Regions from separate parts of the Homo sapiens genome. Here region 2 is linked to region 1. A link is an interaction called in ENCODE POLR2A ChIA-PET data of the cell type or tissue named here. Cell type or tissue: CD4-positive, alpha-beta T cell. All regions are shown on one strand. Each heading gives the region's core, and the rest is flanking DNA. Links, peaks and the distances in the headings are about the cores only.

The links. Peaks named below come from ENCODE experiments on the same cell type or tissue, not always from the same donor. Only the 100,000 strongest peaks of a DNase experiment are listed, where the experiment ranks them.
Region 2: POLR2A ChIA-PET joins it to region 1 with 5 read pairs; 7 of 35 experiments call an interaction of 5 or more read pairs at or near these places.

What each region holds. Positions count from the first base shown.
Region 1 is chr1:86,504,192-86,511,741 of GRCh38, forward strand. All of the region lies in intron 1 of LOC124904210 (a long non-coding RNA gene), which reads right to left. It overlaps LOC105378827 (a long non-coding RNA gene), which reads right to left and starts at 139. Exons shown (of 2, transcript XR_001738132.2): 1 at 11-139. RefSeq lists an enhancer at 3,596-4,097. In CD4-positive, alpha-beta T cell, for the core only: a CTCF peak has its summit at 4,049; a DNase peak (open chromatin) is centred at 3,970.
Region 2 is chr1:86,385,361-86,392,910 of GRCh38, forward strand. ODF2L (outer dense fiber of sperm tails 2 like) reads right to left here. Exons shown (of 17, transcript NM_001366781.1): 2 at 1,555-1,726; 3 at 98-230. The coding sequence starts at 1,667. Among named protein-coding and RNA genes, the nearest start is that of ODF2L, 7.2 kb to the right of the region's middle. In CD4-positive, alpha-beta T cell, for the core only: CTCF peaks have their summits at 4,398, 4,601 and 4,894; a DNase peak (open chromatin) is centred at 4,151; H3K4me3 peaks cover 721 bases; H3K27ac peaks cover 2,071 bases.

The DNA.
Region 1 (7,550 bases), core at 1,548-5,547:
AGTACCTTACCTAACAGGGTTGGCTTCAGGCGTAGGTGGCCTAAAAGATAAGCGGAGTGGTTTTCTCCCAGCCGGTTACCTTCTTCCCTCCAGCCTCTGCGCTTACACACGCACGTTACCACCCGGTCATTCTTTGGCCTCTTACTGCCACTTGTAGTCTTCCTTCCTTTCTTTCAGAGTAAGGGCAGCAACAAGTGGCAAGCTGTTAAAAACAGAAGCTGCCTAAGGAGCCCAGACCGAATAAAAGAAACTGGCCACAGCCCTACTTTCCCAAGCTCACTTCTAAGACATTCCATCTAAAGGCTGATGCAGGAAAATGGCCAACACCAAAGGACATTTTAAAAAGTTTTTTGGGGTTTTTTCTTTTTTTTTTTTTTACATACTTAAGCTAACTCAATGCAGGTTTATTATCCTGGCGACTTGCAGTCACATTCTAATGATTTTCAAGGGCCAAAATATAGTAATAATCATTTGAAATATCCATCGCTTCCATGCCTTAGTTTAACAGGTAGGCTTTATCTTTTGCCATTTCTGTATTTTACATCTGTTATGTACCTGTCTCATAATCCCTCTAAACATACACAAAAGACAACAGATTTAATAGCTTCTCTTCTCATAAAGGGACGCCAACGTTGCGTCCAGCTGTCAGGATATGACCCTGCTACTCTTTCCTACCTTTAAGCAAGGAACAATTTCATACTCTCTTAGCTCGTGATCTTGATTGGCAAGTAGCAATGGCTGACTTTATTCGTAATATCAGCTTCAATTTACCAGCCTCTAAGCTCCTGAACTTTTTACAAACTATGCCTGTGAAGTTTGTATCTATTGTTGTCTCTGAGCCTTTACTTCATGCCATCACTCTCTTTACAGATGGTTCAGGAAAAACTGGAAAAGCAGCTATAGTGTGGCAAGATGCCATGCAAAACTGGCAGTACAGAATCCAGGAGCATTTTAAAAACTACACAACAGGCAGAGTTAGGTGCCTTGATATTGGCCTTACAAATTTTCCTCACCAAGACGTAAATATACTTAGTGATTCCACTTATGCGGTGTATAGTATTACTCATTTAGATCTTGCACATGTGAAGGGCATTACTAATGAACCCCTACTAGCTTTGTCTCTTGCAGCGCAAGACTCCTCCTTGCCAGTCATCACCCTCTTTACATCACACATATTCGCTCTCATTCTGGGCTATCTGGTCCCTTGTCAGAAAGGAATGCTTGAGCTGATGCTCTGGTACGACCACAGATGTGGTTTGCAGATTCTCCTGCTTTTTTGCGAGCTCAAGCTGATCATGCTGTTTTTCATCAGAACGCCTGCAGTCTTAAACAACAGTTTCATTTGACACTTGCTTAAGCTCACATGATTATTAAAACTGTCCTGATTGCCAACAGCGTTCTCTTTCCCCTTTTTCCTTAGGGCTTAGTGCCAGCCTACGAGGTCTGGTGCCTAACACTATCTGGCAAACTGATGTTACTCAGTAACCATCCTTTGGAAGTTTTAAATTTCTCCACGTTACCATGGACACTTATACAGGCCTGACACATGCTACCCCCCAGACGGGAGAAAAAAACTAAAGATGCATTTGCTAATTTGTTTAACTCTATTATGACTCTAAGCTTTCCACACACTATAATAACTGATAATGGACCTTACTATCTTAGTGCTCAATTTGCATATGCATTGCAACTTTGGTACATACAACACAAAACTGGTATTCCTTCTAACTCAGCCAGTCAGGCCATTGTTAAATAAGCTCATCAAACTCTTAAAATATATCTTAATAAACAAAAAAGGGGGAATATGGGGCTCTGTTCTCGAGACTAGGACCTGTCGGAGAATCAACCAATAATGACAATGATGACTCAGAAGTCACCTAACATTACCTGGGGACAGCTAAAGAGATTGGATCAACAGGCATCTATCCTGCTTGCAGCCGTGGAAGCCCATGCAACTGCAGAGAATCGGTTTCTTATGTATCTGTGGCAACTGGGGAAACTTCTGAGAAAGTAAGACAGACATGGATGTTGGGGTGGCTGGTAATTCTTATACTTTGCCAAGTGGGATCAGCTCAAGAACATGTTTATTGGAGTCATGTTCTAAATCCCCGTGTTTTTAATGTTATTACATGGTGGGATGCTGACCCGCCTTTGTCATCTAATGACACTTCTTGGATAGGAGGTCGATGGATGCTCTTGTCTTACCCCTTAACTGAAAATTTGGGATGGATTAAACTTAATTACTCCTTGATTTTATTGTATAGCAATCCCCCTATTTGTTTTTCCACAATAGCACGTGATAAGTGTGTCATTCTCAATCTTCAGGAATATCTTTACCTCAGTCCAAAAGGGATACTAAGCTTGCAAACTTGACCTTTATTTCTGCTGTTACCACTAATCTTACTGAGGTCTCTAATGAAGCTACACAAGGGCCTGATCTTCCTATATGCCGTCTGAGTAGAGACTGGCAATATAAGTTTGATGTCGTCCAGTGTTCGCTGTGCAGACAGCCTGCGCCCCATCAAGGGCCTCTGTTTGATAATGGGGTCCCCATGGTAATCTTATGTGTGCCAATCAGACTACTGGATTTGGAGTCCTTCCAATAGTTTTGTCACCTGGTCAGAGTATGGGCTTTCAGGACCAATATTATAACTAACAGGGAAACAGGCTTTAAGCCCTGCTCATACCGAAATTTGGAGACTAGGACTTCCTTTTATTGAATGGGTTCTTTCACATGGTGAGTATATTACTAGTGGTGGCAACTATACCCTCTCTTTGCATAATAATGTTACTGACACAGTCCTGATTTGTACTATGCACCCCTATATACTTTTGTTTGGGCAAGGTGTTCCTAACATAGAGCAGAATCAATCCTTTTATAGTATTAAAGTCTCTTCCAGTAGTTAGTATGCTACATGATTGTCTCATCAAAACATTACACAGTTGAATATAACCTATGTCATGATTGTAAAATGGCGTGCAGAATTGTAGCTGCCCATAAATTTAACCAGGAGCTGGGAAGGAGATTCCACTCTGCAGCTATTTAGAAAAGCACTGTCTCATACTCAGAAAAAAAGATTTCTGGCCACTTTAATTGCCTTTTTAGTCTCAGCTATTATTATATTAGCAACTGCCGCTACTGTGGCTGTTTCTCTGACACAATCTATTCACGCAGCCTCAGTGGTGAACCACACTGCATATAATGTAACCCATGAATTTCAAGAACAGGTAAATATTGATAAAACTATTCTGCCTCACCTGGAGGCTCTTAAAGCCACTGTTAAATAGCTAGGGAATCAGCAGCAGGCATTCATTACCTGTCAAAATTTACATTGTGATTGGCAATATAATTCTATCTGTGTCACACTTCTGCCGTATAATAGCTCCCAATATGCTTGGGAGAGAGTGAACACACATCTGCAAGGGGCTTATCGCGACCATTTGTCTTCTCAAGTTTCTACTCCTAAGTGTGAGTTGAAGAAACAACTTGAAGAAAGGTCACAGCAATCACAAACAAGTACCCTTCAGCAATTTCAAGAAGGCTTTCAATGGTTAAACCCAAACACTTGGTTGTCTGGGTTAAACATGCGCATCTGGGTGATGGCCGCTATAGTTATTCTTTCTTGTATCTGTTTGCTAGACATCTGCAGATGGCTCTGTGCTGCTACCCAGCGCGTCGACAACCAGGGAAGAACGATAGAAGTTTACCTTGCATTGGATGACCAGCACGCTCTAAGAATTAAAGAAGGGGGAGACGTCGGGGGTGCATGGCAACACATTCAAGCTTGTGTACAAGGCATTTGAGGTAGGGGCATGGAAAAAGACGGAGGCACTGTGTGTATGTTATTTGTGCATGGAAATGTAACTCCTTGACCCTGAAAACAGGACAAGGAGTGGAGCGTGTCATAAGGAAGGCTGAAAACAGCCTCCTGAGAATGTGGTTTGAGTGCTTTTATAAGGCCATAAGTGCCTCACGACCCGACCTCAAGAGGCCATCTAGTGGATGTTTGTAGTTTAACAAGCCCTTTCAATAAATACTTGGCGGATGGATTCTGGGGTGACACTCTCTCTCAGAAGGGTGGTCCCCCGCTCCGCTCAGCTAGAATCGTCTGAGAACTCATTCTTGGCGTTCACTGCAAGCTATAAGCTCTGCAAGGGTCAGTTTGGAGTCCTTTTCTAAATGTTACAAAACCAAACCAAGCACTTAGCTGATGAGAAGGCCACTTTGTGACAAATGAGACTGAGGTCCCAACTTCGTAGAACATGGTTACCATGGATTTCGCCTGGAAATTTTTCAATAAGTCACTCACTGAGATTTTAATTTCCCATTTGGGTGAACTCAGTAAAATGTAGCATGGGATATGGTAGTAAACCAGAGATGCATACCATGTGACTTTGGAGAAGAAGAGGTAAATGTTAACATATAGATAAGATAGAAAGTAGAGAACAACAAAGAAAAAACATTCTTATGTACTCTGGGTTATAGGAAAGTTTATTGCGAAATGGATCTGTATTGTCATAGGTGATAAAATAAGCCAAATTTTTGCCTTATGCCATCATTGACCCACAATGGCCTTAGCCTCTGATAAGTCAATTAAGTGAGTGAGTAAATCTGGTAAATCTGTTCCAGATGTTGGTACTTCTCTTAATATCCAAGTATCCAGCATCAAAAGAGCGTAGGGAGAAATATTCTCCAAGCTCCCCTTTGCAACTTCCAAGCTAGGCTGTTACCCCTATGATCTAATGTGGTTTGTTTAAAGCTTCCATCCTATGTCATTGATCTATGCTGTTTTTTAATCCCTTCTCTTCACTGTTATCTACCACACTCACCCAAGTTAGGCACAACACTCTTCCCCCCTCACCTCTTAAAATCACTCTGAGTGGTCTCAGAATCTATATGAATGAGTCAGTTCATATCTCAGCCTCAAAATTCCTTGATCGTCACCCCACCTCCACTAAAATTGAACAAACTATTGGTTTGAATAATAAAAGTGTATTTTTATAAGTAAAAAATTCGAATATTGGCAATTGCATATGGTTTGAGCAAGTCTTGCTAAGGCCACATTTTGACCTAGTAATGACCTGAAACAACCGCACCTGTGAAATCTTAAAATCCAGTATCCTATTCTGGACACAACCTCCTAACCCTCTGTGCTGTTCACTTCCTATCCCACTGAACTGACGTTGTAATTTCATGATGACTCCCATCACTTGATTGTTTCTTTTTACCTGGTCCATTATCTTTTTCTTTATATGGCCCCTATATGCCTTGGGATGTCACTTCAAGTCCTCCTTTGACAATTCCTTCAACTTCCACCTCTTAAGACACCTGCCCTGAAATCCTTTAGCTTTGCATTAAGCATGTTGTCTGTGTGCTTGAGACATTCATTTATCTATTCAGCAAATACTTTTAAAGTACCCACATTGTATCCCAAGTCCCATGTTAGACACTAAGATTACAATGGGTAATGAGCTACATGGTTTCTGCCAACTAAAGTACTATCAAGCGAACAGGCACTTAACAATGCGCAGATCTATAAGGAGCTTAAATTTACAAGACAAAAACAACCCCATTAAAAAGAGGGCAAAGAACATAAACAGACACTTCTCAAAAGAAGACATACATGCAGCCAACAAGCACATGAAAAAATGTCCAACATCACTAATTATTAGAGAAACGTAAATCAAAACCACAATGAGATACCACCTCACACCAGTCAGAATGGCTATTTTTAAAAAGTCAAAAAATAACAGACGCTGGCAAAGTTGCAGAGGAAAGGGGACACTTATATGCTGTTGGTGGGAGTGTAAATTAGTTCAACCATTGTGGAAAGCAGTATGGTGATTCCTCAAAGAGCTAAAAGCAGAACTACATTTGACCCAGCAAACCCATTACTGGGTATTTACTCAGAGAAATAGAAATCATTCTATCATAGAGACACACGCATATGAATGTTAACTGCATCACTAATCACAATACCAAAGACATGGAATCCACATAAATTCCCATCAATTATAGATTGGATAAAGAAAATGTGGTGCATATACACCATGGAATACTATGCAGCCATAAAAAAGAACAAGATCCTGTCTTTTGTGGGAACATGGATGGAGTTGGAGGCTATTATCCTTAGCAAACTAATGCAGGAACAGAAAACCAAAGACCACATGTTCTCACTTATAAGTGGGAGCTAAATGATGAGAACTCATGAACATAAAGTAGAGAACAACAAACACTGTGGTCTACTTGAGGATGGAGGGTGGGAGGAGGGAGAGGAGAAGAAAAAATAACTATTGTCCTCTGATCTTTATACCTGGGTGATGAAATAATCTGTACAACAAACCCTCATGACACAAGTTTACCTATGTAATAAACCTTCACATGTACCCCCAAACCTAAAATAAAAGTTAAAAACAAACAAACAAAGCAATGCACAGTATGTAGGGTCTATTTCAGGGGAAGCACATATTATAGGAACTCATGCTTTGCATACCTAATCCACATGTGGTATCTGCCAGAGAAAGTGATCCTTTTACTTTCATGATGTCTGGGTATATGTATAAAATAAGAAGAGAAGAGAAAAGCAAGAGAAAGAAATGAAGCAAAATAACCCTAATCGAACCTCTGTTTCTCCAAATATTACTACATCTCGGAATTAGTCATGCTGGGCAAAATCTGCTTCCAGGTATACTCTGGAATTCCTCTAGGGATTGAATTATTTTTTAATTAATTTTTTGTTGGATATTGGCAAGTTATAATTGTATATATTTTATGAGGTACAAAATGATTCTTTCATATATATATATATATATATATATATATATATATGTACACACAATATGGAATGATTGAATCCAGTTAATTAAGAAATCCGTCACTTCAAATTCTTATCATTTATGCCTCCTGTCTGGCTGAAACATTATATACTTTGACCAACATCTCCCCATTCCCCTAACTCTCCAGCCTCTGTTAATACCCATTCTACTCTCTGCTTCTATGTATTCAATTTTTTTAGCTTCCACGTATAAGTGAGAACATATGGCATTTGTCTTTTGTATCTGGCTTATTTCACTTAGAAAAATGTCCTTCTGGTTCATCCATGTCACAACATAATCTATTTTTTTAAGGCTGAATAGTATTCTATTGTGTGAATATATAGATAGATACATAGGGTGTGTGTGTGTGTGTGTGTGTGTGTGTGTGTGTGTGTGTATTATATATATATATATAATATATACACCTGTATATGTATGCATATACAGATACACATACATTCATCCAAACAGATGGATAAAGAAAATGTTCTATATATGGATGGACACTAAGATTGATTCCATAACTTGGCTATTGTGACTGATGCTGTAATGAACATGGAAGTACAAATATTTCTTCAACATAGTGATTTTAAAACTTTTGGATATATACCCAGAAGAGGATTTGTGGATTATATGATAATTTAGTCTTTTGAGAGACCTCTATACTGTTTTCCCTAATGGCTGTCTTAGCTTACATTCCCACCAACAGTATACTAGGTTCCCTATTCTCTACA
Region 2 (7,550 bases), core at 2,284-6,283, 120 kb before region 1:
TAAGTGAGCATACCTATATAAGATATGAGACCTCAGTTAATGCATTCTGAGTATTATACTAGCTTTTCATTTTATTATATATTCATAAGTCACTCACATTTTCAAAATTAATCTTTTCAATGGTGTCCTTAAATAGTGGCAAAAGCAATTCTACAGAATGAGTTACCAACTCCGCTTCCTTAAGTGTTGCTTCCAATTCAGTCTTTTCATTTAGAATGTCCTGCTTCAGGCTAATTACAAATGCACATACAAAATTTAAGTTAAATCCATTTCATTTAAAGATGCTCCTCAGAAATGCCATATCACCTATACAGTACTCTTAATAGCAAGGACAACTTTTAGTTCAAAAGTAGCTCGAAACTTGGACTTTGAGTGTAAGCAAATTTTAAGAATACTTTATTTTACTTATATTTTACTTGTACGTAATCACAAAAGTTATTTGGATTAAAGATGTACGTATAGTTAAGTTTGAAGGAGCATTTTCAATATTTATAAATAAAATTCCAAGTGATATGGAAACTCTTTAATTGGCAGCTTTTCTCTTTCTTTGTAAAACATAACGGCTCATTAACAACTGATGGCATCTTAGAGGCTATGTCAAAAATCTGTGTGTTCTTAAGCACAACTGGCTTAAAGTAATGAGCCTAAGAACATTCTATCTATAAACGACACCTGTCCCTTATTAAAAACCATGGGCAGAAAGTCAAGTGTGATTATAGATGATAAAATATTATTTTCATTCATAACAAATTCAACCAGAAGCTGGACTAAGCTATCCATACTGACAGTAATGGTATATACTAAGATTGCCATTTGACGGGGGGCAATATTTCATGTAAATAACAAGTGTATTCCCCACTCTAAAGAAGTATGACAAGTATTTGCTATATAGTAATATACCAAATGACAGTGATTTCACATTCATTAACTACATTTCTGATATCACATATTATATTTTCATTTATCTTAAATAGCTTTATTTTACAAATTCTTAACAGATGAGGTTTTCATTTTTTTTGTCTTTTTCTTTTTTGAGATGGAGTCTCGCTCTGTCACCCAGGCTCTGTCACCCAGGAGTGCAGTGGCATTATCTCGGCTCACTGTGACCTTCGCCTCCCAGGTTCAAGTGATTCTTCTACCACAGCCTTCCAAGTAGCTGGGACAACAGGCACACGCTACCACATCTGGCTAATTTTTGCATTTTTTCAGTAGAGATGGGGTTTCACCATGTTGGCCAGGCTGATCTTGAACTCCTGACCTCAAGTGATCCACCTGCCTCATCCTCCCAAAGTGCTGGGATTACAGGCATGATCCATTGCGCCCGGCCAGGTTTTCATTTTTAATTGCTTTCATTAAGATTCAAAAAAACTAGTTGAATTCTGCTAGATGAGTACACTTGTAATCAGATTAAATATATTTTAATAAATAAATACTAGATTTGGAAAAGATACTCTTAAAAGAATGCTGTATTTGATTCAAATAATTTATATTATAGACAAAACAGGAAATCCTAGAATCGGAAATTTAGATTTCCCCTGATACTGATGAGAATACCAGCTGAGATGACTTTCACTGGTACACCGTGGTAAATCTTCTTTCTCTGATATAGTTTTAAGATGGCAAAAGAGTTCTTCTGAATGACTTCCATCATTTACAGCCTTCTCCATAAATTCAGTAAATGGATTTATAGGTGGCTTCACAGCGACTTCTCCACATAAGCTGAAAGCTAGGAAATATTTTAGTTATTAAATTTATTTCAATAGAGTTTTTTTGTCATTACTCTCTCATAAAAAATAAAGGTTATAAGGATGTGTAAAAGAATAACATTTCAAAGACAAAATAAGAAGTATAACTGCTACTCATTGTTATAGTACTTCAAAATTGTATCAAAATTTCATAGCACAACCACTCAACAATTGCCAATTTCCATACACTGTTTCCAAAAGGCCTGATAATTCCTAAATAATCACAAGAGTGTAAAAATCTTTATTAGTCTATTTCTTGAAGTATTACAATATTTGAACCCAGCAGGACTATAAAACAAATATAAAAACCATGGGTTACCTATAGTCTGTCTTATTAGGCCCATGCCATAAGAAATGTATGTTATTTATGCCTAAATCTGTAGAAATTCAACTTTTCAAAGTACTTGGCAACAATAGCTACAAAGGATAGGATACTCAATTGCAAGTAGACTTTTCAAAATTAAATTCACTTACTTCTATTCCCAACTCAATCTAGAATATTATTGGTGATAGTGAAAAGACCAGACAGATGACATTACTTCCAAATTTTACCAATCTAATTGTTTTTACTCACACCTGTAGATGTCACTTTAAAAATGTGAATATTAATTTCTTCAAAACTACTCCAATTTAAGTAATGAGTTAGAGCTTTGGCAACCATTAAGGCTCTCTTTTCCCAACTCTAACAATATGTGGTAATGTCTTCCCTGACTTCATTTTATGTTTACACAAAATCAAAGGTTATATTTAAGGTTTTCTACATTTTTTTGGATATTTACCTCCTTGTAATTTAGTTTTATATGTCTGTATTACAAAACATATTATATTCAAGAATTTTTAACACTTAGAGTAGAAGTGAAATTACAGGTTGAAGATTATTTAAATTAGCCATTCAGAAACCTTCCAAAGTGTCCATAAAATGTATATATTTTATCTGAATGTTCTATATACTATAGAGACAAATATTTAGGAAACAGGCCAATGAAGTATGGTCACATTTTTTAAATACCAGAAAGTGAAGTCCAAAAAGAACTGCTGAGTAACCAACAGATAGTCTAGGATGATTCCCTTGAATGCTGCAAATATGCAACATCTATTACAATGGTATAACAATATTTCGAGCTATCTATAAACTAGAAGAATTACAAGTATACAAAATAAAATAAAAAACCAAACCTAAAAGTTAAGAAGAATATGCTCGGGATAAGTCACTGCAATCAAGAGAACCATCATCTACTAATTCATTCAGTTGCAATAGCTATCCCCATACAGAAAGCAACTGGTACCAACCCTTTTACTTGTTTAAATATTTGTCATATTTGTCTCTCTGTGGACTGGAATCTCAAGAAAGAATGTCTTTTTTATATTTGAATCCTCAGCACCTACAAGCCTTGTAAAAGCTAAGCAATAATTGAACGAAAACATTAAGGCTTAGAGCTTTTAAAGAATATAATGACTAAAGACTGCCTTTTTTTTTAAATTCACCCCTTGATTTGTCTTTTCAGGGATCATTAAAAGACAAATGGTTCCCATATTTGGAATAAAGGTTTAAAAAACAATGTAAGAAGATAGAAATTTTCAATTTGTAGAAAATATTTTACAAGATAACACTAGTTTGGTATCGGTATTTTATACACAACTTTTCTAAAAGTTTTATCATAAGATAAAGTCATAAAATTTTTCTGCTTCATCACCTATAATTGGTAACTGCCACTTATCTTAAAGGGTAAACAAATAAATAAAATCAACACACTGTAAAAATAGGAATTCAGAATGACTTTCTACCTAACATTCTAAAATGGAATCTACATTACATTTACTGATTTCTCAACACACAAGGAAGAGAACTATTTGTCTCAGGAATTTCCATGAAAATTATCAACAGTCATCTTCTCCAGGACAAATATTGTTCAGAGATTCCAAGGCACTCCACTGCTTTTGTGTTGTGATAATTGTGTAACAAAAAATAAGTGTTGAACAAAAATGTAATAATTTTATTTAGCATAAAAAGTCCTGCTTTATAAGAAATGCTATCATTTTATTGGACCAAATGTATTCTTGTATAGAAAAGCAGACATTTCACAATAAAATGTTTTCAGTAATGTGGAATATACTGTTAACTGACAAATGTACTTCTGTACAACTTGTCAGTGTTGGGTGCAACAAAGACACATATTCTGTATACATGTTTAAGGATCAAATCATTTTAAAGATAACTTAAAAATTCTTCAAACTGAATGATAAGAGTGACACTATCTATCAAAACCTCTGGGATACAGCAAAGGTGGTGCTAAGGGAAAGGTTCATAGCCTTAAATGCCTACATTGAAAAGTCTGAAAGAACACAAACAGACAATGTAAGGTCACATCTCAAGAAACTAGAGAAACAAAAACAAAACAAACCCAAACCCAACAGAAGGCAGGAAATAACCCAGATCAGAGCAGAACAAAATGAAACTGAAAAAAAAAAAAAATACAAAAGATAAATGAAACAAAAAGCTGGTCCTTTGAAAAGATAAATAAAACTGACAGAACATTATTAGCAAGATTAATCAAGAAGAGAAAAGATTCAAATAAGCTCAATTAGAAATGAAATGGGAGATACTACAACTGACACTACAGAAATACAAAAGATCACTCAGGCTACTATGAACACCTTTACACACATAAACTAGAAATCCTAGAGGAGATGGATAAATTCCTGGATACAACCCTCCTAGCTTAAATCAGGAAGAATGAGAAACCCTGAACAGACCAATAACAACCAGTGAGACTGCAATGGTATTTTAAAAATTACCAACAAAAAAAGAAGTCCAGGACCAGATAGATCCACAGCTGAATTCTACCAGACATTCAAAGAACAATTGGTACCAATCCTATTGACACTACTCCACAAGATACAGAAAGAGAGAATCCTCCCTAAATCATTCTATGAAACCAGTATCACCCTAATGCCAAAACCAGGAAAGGACATAACCAAAAAAGAAAACTACAGACCAATATCCCTGATGAACATAGATGCAAGAATTCTTAAAAGGCCGGGCGTGGTGGCTCACGCCTGTAATCCCAGCACTTTGGGAGGCTGAAGCGGGTGGATCGTGAGGTCAGGAGTTCAAGACCAGCCTGGCCAAGATGGTGAAACTCTGTCTCTACTAAAAATACAAAAATTAGCTGGGCATCGTGGCGGGTGCCTGTAATCCCAGCTACTCAGGAGGCTGAGGCAGAGAATTGCTTGAACCCAGGAGGCGGAGGTTGCAGTGAGCCACGACCATGCCACTACACTCCAGTCTGGCAACAGAGTGAGACTCCGTCTCAAGAAAAAAAAAATTCTTAACAAAATACTAGCTCACCGAATTCAACATCAAAAAGATAATCCACCATGATCAAGCAGGTTTCATACTACAGATGCAGGGATGGTTTAACATCCACAAGTCAATAAATGTGATACACCACATAAACAGAATTAAAAACAAAAATCACACAATCATCTCAATAGATGCAGAAAAAGCATTTGACAAAATCCAGCATCGCTTTATGATTAAAACCCCCAGCAAAATCGGCATACAAGAGACATACCTCAATGTAATAAAAGCCATCTATGACAAACCCATAGCCAACATAATACTGAATGGGGAAAAGTTGAAAGCATTCCCTCTGAGAACTGAAACAAAACAAAGATGCCCACTCTCATCATTTGTATTCAACATAGTACTGGAAGTCCTAGCCAGAGCAATCAGAGAAGAGAAAGAAATAAAGGGCATCCAAATCGGTAAACAGGAAGTCAAACCGTTGCTGTTTGCTGATGGTATGATTCTGTACCTAGAGAATCCTAAAGACTCCTCCAAAAAGCTCCTAGAACTGATAAATTCAGCAGTTTCAAGATACAAAATTAATGTACACAAATCAGTAGCAGTGCTATACACCAACAGTGACCACGCTGATAATCAAATCAAGAACTCAACCACTTTTACAATAGCTGCAAAAACAAAACAAAATAAAATAAAATACTTAGGAATATACCTAACCAAGGAGGTGAAAGACCTCTACAAGGAAAACTATAAAACACTGCTGAAAGAAATCATAGATAACACAAACAAATGGAACACAACCCATGTTCATGGATGGGTCAAATCAATATTGTGAAAAGGGCCATACTGCCAAAAGCAATCTACAATTTCAATGCAATTCGCATAAAAATACCATCATCACTCTTCACAGAACTAGAAAAAACAATTCTGAAATTCACTTGGAACCAAAAAAGAGCCCACATAGCCAAAGCAAGACTAGGTGAAAAGACATCACATTACCCAACTTCAAACTATACTATAAGGCCACAGTCACCAAAACAGCATGGTACTGGTATAAAAATAGGCACATAGACCAATGGAACAGAATAGAGAACCCAGATATAAACCCAAATACTTACAGCTAACTGATATTTGACAAAGCAAGCAAAAACATAAAGTGGGGAAAAGACACCCTATTCAACAAATGGTGCTGGGATAATTGGCAAGCCGCATGTAGGAGAATGAAATTGGATCTTCATCTCTCACCTTACACAAAAATCAACGCAAGATGGATCAAAGACTTAAATCTAAGACCTGAAACTATATAAATCTAAGACCTGAAACTATAAAAATTCTGGAAGATAACATCAGAAAAACCCTTCTAGATATTGGCTTAGGCAAAGATTTCATTACCAAGAACCCAAAAATAAATGCAATAAAAATAAAGATAAATAGCTGGGACTTAATTAAACTAAAGAGCTTTTGCATGGCAAAAGGAATAGTCAGCAGACTAAACAGACAACCCACAGAGTGGGAGAAAATCTTCACAATCTATACATCTGACAAAAGACTAATATCCAAAACCGACAATGAACTCAAATTAGCAAGAAAAAAAATCCCATCAAAAAGTGGGCTAAGGACATGAATAGACAATTCTCAAATGAATATATACAAATGGCCAACAAACATGAAAAAATGCTCAACATCACTAATGATCAGAGAAATGCAAATCAAAACCACAATGTGATACCACCTTACTCCTGCAAGCACAGCCATAATCAAAAAATAATAATAGATGTTGGCATGGATGCAGTGAAAAGAGAACACTTCTACACTGTTGGTGGGAATGTAAACTAGTACAACCGCTATGGAAAACAGTGTGGAGATTCCTTAAAGAACTAATAGTAGAGCTACCATTTGATCCAGCAATCCCACTACTAGCCACCTACCCAGAGGAAAAGAAGTCATTATATAGAAAAGATACTTGCACATGCATGTTTATAGCAACACAATGTCCATCAAACAATGAGTAAAAAAACTGTGATATACATATATATATAATATATACATGATAAAATACTACTCAGCCATAAAAAGGAATAAATTAACGGCATTCACAGCAACATGGATGGAATTGGAGACTATTACTCTAAGTGAAGTAACTCAGCAATAAAAAACCAAACATCATATGTTCTTACTTATAAGTGGGAGCTAAGCTATGAGGATGCAAAGGGGTAAGAATGAATCAGTGGACTTTGGAGATTCAGGGTGAAAGGGTGGGAAGGGGGTGAGTGATAAAAGACTACCAATTGGAATTCAGTGTACACTGCTCAGGGATGGGTGCACCAAAATCTCACAAATCACCACTCAAGAACTCACTCATGTAACCAAATACCACCTGTTCCCCAAAAACCTATGGAAATAAAAAATTTTAAAAAACCATTTAAAAATCCTTAAAGATGAGCAATTTTAAAATATTTTAAAATGTTTAAAGATTTAAATTTCCTATACAGAGACAA